2 separate regions of the Homo sapiens genome follow, and region 1 is linked to region 2. Evidence: chromatin contacts called from ENCODE Hi-C or POLR2A ChIA-PET data. All regions are on one chromosome and are shown on one strand. Each heading gives the region's core, a stretch centred on a gene start or an enhancer-like site at or near the end of the contact. The rest is flanking DNA. Distances are from core to core; before and after follow the strand shown. Region 1 overlaps STXBP6 (syntaxin binding protein 6). Region 2 has its middle 170 kb from the start of GZMB.

What was found. A loop is a pair of places that touch in the nucleus more often than their neighbours do. ChIA-PET counts read pairs that join two places held with the same protein, here RNA polymerase II (POLR2A). Pooled maps may share reads with other maps.
Region 1: a pooled map shows a loop between it and region 2 (2.3-fold over the local background). The contact joins two enhancer-like sites. A Hi-C loop is called at or near these places in 4 of 168 maps with a recorded cell type or tissue (Caco-2, Calu3, HepG2 and 1 more) and 6 of 50 pooled maps. POLR2A ChIA-PET finds 5 or more read pairs at or near these places in 2 of 52 experiments (Caco-2 and HepG2).

Annotation. Positions count from the first base shown.
Region 1 is chr14:24,875,129-24,877,828 of GRCh38, reverse strand. All of the region lies in intron 2 of STXBP6 (syntaxin binding protein 6), which reads left to right. Among named protein-coding and RNA genes, the nearest start is that of STXBP6, 170 kb to the left of the region's middle. RefSeq lists a silencer at 2,652-2,700. Within about 2 kb of position 1,393, at least 2 of the 41 ENCODE cell types and tissues checked have a DNase peak (open chromatin) inside an H3K27ac peak, as active enhancers do.
Region 2 is chr14:24,804,985-24,807,808 of GRCh38, reverse strand. No RefSeq gene overlaps it. Among named protein-coding and RNA genes, the nearest start is that of GZMB, 170 kb to the right of the region's middle. Within about 2 kb of position 1,413, at least 5 of the 41 ENCODE cell types and tissues checked have a DNase peak (open chromatin) inside an H3K27ac peak, as active enhancers do.

The DNA.
Region 1 (2,700 bases), core at 144-2,643, 70 kb before region 2:
ATTTATTAAAATTACAAGTACATTTGCTCTTTAAGTGTGTAATCCAATCCACTTCTGGAACTTTATTCTCAAAACATACTTGCAAAATTATTTATGCAGCATTGTTTGCAATAGTAAAAGATTAGAAACAACTCACTATCCATCAGTGGGGGACTGGTTAAGTAGTTCATGTTTCATCCTTAGAATGGAGTTAATGTTATGCAGCTATACAAAGTAGGAAGAAGTTTGCTGTGAATTTAGATTTTTTCCACGAATCTTGAGGAGTTCCGAGATAAAATAATAAGGAAAAGAGGGAAGGAGGGAGGAAGGAAGGAAAGAATATGTATATAATATGCTACCTTTTGTGTAAGAAAGGGAGGAAATGAGACTGTTTATTGTTATTTCCATGTAAAGAAATTATCTAAAGGTATACAGGAAGGCAGGGGAAGAGGAATGGAAAGGAGTAGATGGACACAGAGATGGGAGTAAGATGTCTCAATATGTTATTTTTTGATTGTGTGAAAATGTATTGCATGTTTAAAATAAAATTTTAAAAAGAACAAGTAGTCAGCAAGCACTGGCAGCATTTATAAAATGGTTTTGAGGTCTTTGAGTACAGACCATCATAAAAGAGCCATTGTATTCAATTAGCAGATGTCCAGCCAATGTCTTCTGGATGCCCCAGTGAGTGACCAGATTTCTAATATGTTCACAGATGTTCTTTGTTTTGTTTAACCACGCTATATTAATAAAGCTCATACTTCTTAGCATTCCCTATAAGCTTAAGCAATACTGATTGCAATTAGGCCAAATATATACCTGCTGAATTGAACTCTTCAAAGTAGAGTTTTATGAGAAGGGAAGCCAAGCTTAAAGAGTGAAATATTTTGATAATCCCTGGCATATAAGAAAATTTAAGAAAACCAACCAGGCTTAACATCTTCAGCTCAAAACACTACTTAACTGTGTGTTAAATTATAGTGCCAAAATTCATTCACTTTCCATTTGCATCTGATTCATCATTGCTCTAATTTTTAATGTTCTTAAACATTACCAGTTGAAGCTGTTAAAATCCAGTAAGTGCCTTCGCAGACCCAATTAAATGCCCAATTACCAATTTTAGGCTCTTGACTTACATTTTAAAATTAAGTGAACCTTGCCCTGCAGCTGAATTGCTAATGGATAGCGTATCTCAAGGGAAGTAAGATTCTCAGTGTTCTCTCTCAGGAACATCGTTTCCACAGTTTAAGCAGAAACACAAGTACATCATTGCTGCTTCTATGTCAAACCCCTTGTGCTGCCCCATACTAATGTGAGTTATAACTATGGGTGTCCTTGCAAGAAGAGGAAGGAGATTGAGGGCAAACATGTGTTGTCAGAGCCTGGGCAGGGGCACTGGAATAATTTCCTTTTCAAGAAAATAATAGTGCCTTTGTGTTGAGGCCAGGAAACAAGATGAGGAAGTTTGGAGTTCTGCTTTTCAATATAAATATGTATTTAACAAGATTACTTCCTAAACATTAAGTTTGAGCATAGAGTATCCAGAATTCTTGGCCAGGATATGAGTTGCCTTAAGATTCATCCCAGGTCAAGGCAATCTAAAAGAAATCAGCTGCTCTCTGGCTGGCTTTATTTCTGTACCTGTAAGGCAGGCCTTCCCGGTTAGTAGGGTTCCTCTTTTTAGTTATGGAAGCACAAGGGTAGTTTCAGAGTTAAATGAGATCTGCCTTGCTTCTCTTTTCCTTGATCCTTATCAGCCTTCCACCCACAGCACAAATGACACTGCTTTCATAAAGAAGCTGTCCTGCATCCACCAAAAACCCACCTCTCACCCCACCCCTCCACTCTGTTTGGTGTTATACACTTGTGATGATAATAAATACACAGTGCCGTATTTATCATATCCTGCCACTATTTCAACGCTTAGGAACTTGTCATTTCTCTTCTGAAATGTGAACCCCCTGATGAATATGACTGCACTTCAATCACCTTGTACCTATTTCCACCCCTCAACTCATTTCCCCTCCCGCCACCCTTACCCCTTGTGTCACTTTTCCTTCAGTATGCACACAGTAAATATTTTTTGATGAATGTTATTTGTGCCTTCAGATTTTTCCAGAAGAATAGTCACACTGCTTTATGATTCAAGTGTTGGCAGTTTAAATTCCTCTTAAGTGAAATAGAAAATTTACATAAATGTCTCATATTCGGCTATGATTCCCTCCAGGGGAATTTAGGAAAGTTATGAGCATAACATCTTTCCACTTTCAACAGAATAGATTTCTCATAGCATGAAGCTCCTTCCTGCCAAGAGTCCTCCCCTTGCTACCCCACCCCAACAGTTCATCCAACAATCTTTTTAAGAATCTCAAATGAGTCCTAAAACAATGCCTGGACATAAAGAGTTGAAGATTCTTTGTGTGTTGGACGTTTAAAATGAATAGACATTATACATTTTCAGCTTTTATGTAAAGATCAATCATACTATTTTTATCTATAAAGTGGTATTCTGTTTCTCATTTTATCAGTGAGATCTCCAGGCTTGAGAGAAGGGGCATCACAGTGGGCAGCATGCACTTCTGTGACTCATAGAATTGTGAGGGCGCTCTTAGGGTCTTTCTCATCTGGTGTTTTTGAGACCCAGATAGGAAAAGACACATGTAATGTCCATGGACAGGTAGGCAGAATGGGCACAGGACCCCCAGCCTCCTGACTCCCGGT
Region 2 (2,824 bases), core at 164-2,663:
GTTCGAGACCAGCTTGGGCAACATGGTGAAACCCCATCTCTACAAAAAATAGCCAAGCCTGGTGGTGCACACCTGTAGTCCCAGCTACTGAGGAGGCTGAGGTGGGAGGATCACTTGAGCCTGGGATGTTGAGGCTGCAGTGAGCCGTGATTGTGCCACTACACTCCAGCCTGGGTGACAGAGCAAGATCTTGTCTCAAAAAAAAAAGCTGTCAAGAAAATTAAATATAATGTGCATTTAAGCTCTATTACTACTATAGTGTAACCTGCCTTAACCCCCATTTTATTTTCTCCCTTGAGCCTCATCTGGAACCTTCCTTGAGCCTCATCTGGAACCTTCCTTGAGCCTCATCTGGAATTCTCCCTTGAGCCTCATCTGGAATTCTCCCTTGAGCCTCATCTGGAATCCTCATCAGGATTTCCAGAGTTGTACTTTCACTTCCCATCTCTCTCCCTCCCCTAAAGTTTTCTGCTACATTTTCTTCTTTCTGCTCATAAGTCATGACCCTGGGCATAACAGTGTCTGCTCCCGTGGTCCATCTCACTGGCCACTGATGGACATAGTTCGATGAGGCAAAGCTGCCTTGCCTCCTTCAGCACACAGGGACTAATGGACAGACCTACGTGATGCTGAGTTGTTTGCCGATGTGTATTATTATTGCTCTCACATTTTGTCTGTTAGACGTTTTAAATGCTACTGATTTTCTCAGAAAAAGTGAAGATATTTTTGTACATTATTTTCCTGTCTTTTGCATACTCAGCCAACCCAAGGATGCCTGTTTCTATGGCTCCCGGCCTCATCACACATCCAGACTTATATGTGTCAAGAGCTGGACAGGAATTTCTAGCCCTGCAAGTCCCAGGTGTCACTTGTCAACCTTAGATATGGAGCCTTTGTCCCACAACATTGTATCACAATTGCTTTGCCACTTTGTCAGATGACATGGAAAGAAGAAAAATGAGCCCTTGGGTTCTCTGAGCTTAACCCTGCGATTTAAAACATGGCTTGGATGATCCATAGTATCTGAAGAAAATCCCTTAATTGTAACACTGCATCCTTAGTGATTGAAGCCTCAAGCGTTCTGTTAGCTTTCCTTAAAACAATTCCTTTGTTTTACTGCCCCAGGAAGGTAAATCCGGTTTCTACTATTAAACATGTCATTTTATTCATAGTACAGTGGCTTCTTTCAGGGGATGTTTTGTGTTTTTAGACCTGGAGATACAGTGACTAATACTGGCAAACACATTTACATTGGTCCGAAACTTTCCAATACTGAAGGAGCCTTGGCATTTGAACAGAAGGAAAATAAGAATGTATGAATTGTGCCCTACCTGGCACCTCCTGGAGTGGAAAAATAAAACACAGCTCCTTTTAACAGGCATGGACGAGGACAGGGAGCCCCCTTGCGGTGATTTCCTGGAGGCAGCATTGCATTGTATTTAGGATGAAGACCTAGGTTCACCTGCCCTGCTGTGAAATCCAGCTCCAATTTTACCACGTGTGAGGCCTTGAGAACGTTACTGACTCTCTCTGTGCCTGTTTTCTTTCAAATGGGGGTGATCATTGTAAGGACTGATGAAATAATGAATGTAAAACCTTTAGCCCCGTGCCTGCCACATAAGGGCTCCATGTATGTCAGCTTGGCAGTGGGCTACTTCCCTGTAACGGACCCAGAACAAAGCAGTAAACTTTACAGGCCTGGATGCCTGCCGCACTGTGCTGCTGGCTGGTAGAACAGACAAACCCTCCTTAAATTCACGTAAGCACAGGGCACACGGGGCAGACATTATTGTACCGAGATGCACTCATTTTTATGGCCCAGGGATGAAGACCCCTTGACATTCCATAGATACCAGCTCTGGGATAAAGGAGAGACTCCTGGACTACAGGCGCCCAGTGTTGGGCACTTTCTGGAAAAAATTCCAAAAAGGCTAAATTCGCAAAAGAGAGAAGTGAGACAAATTGGCCTCCATGTCTGTCATCAACTATGGGGATGGAAATGAATGGTTTTATGATCTGGGAGATGATGTGACATGTCCTTTGGACAATAATTCATACTCCCCTTGAAAAACAATGTTTAAGGTTGTTATACAGATATATTGGTGTGATTCCAAAGATGCTGGGAAGGCCTTTCTCAAAAATAAGCCACTCCCAAATGACTTAAGTTGACAGTAATTTAAAGAGAACCATTTACTCCACAAACTGAACCTGGGTCTAGAATGAAAATAGCTCTAAGAGAAAAAAGGAAGTAACTAACATCTCACTAATGTGTAAATTTGTAATAACGTACCTTTTCTGGAAGCATCTTGAGGCGTTCAGCTAAAAGGAAGGTCTCAGAAATACTATGTTGTCAGCATACCATGTTCTCCCATATTTGCCATGATGCTATTAATGACCAACATTATTATTAGGTCATTTGTAAAGGACAGTCCAAGCAAGGGGGATCATGCTACTTATAACAGTGGAGCTGCCCCAACCAAAATCTCAAACTCTACTCCTCTATATATTGCACTGTGCATTACGCTCCTGCCTGGCCTCAAGTGATCCTCCTGCTTCCCATCCCAAAGTGCTGGGATTATAGGCATGAGCCATTGCAGCCAGTTTGCAAATTTCTTTTTGTAAAAGTAAATTAGCTAGGATCCTTTCTAGCAGAGAGCCTCCTGGCTTTGTCACTAGCTTTGTGTTCTTAAGCAAATGATACAGTTTAATCTGTATTTGGATCTTTGTGTTGCACAGGAAAATCGTCCCCACCCTGCCTGCCTCAGAGGCCTGGTGAGTGAAGTGGGTTGTGGAATGTGAAAGAGCTCTGGGAAGTCCAAAGTGC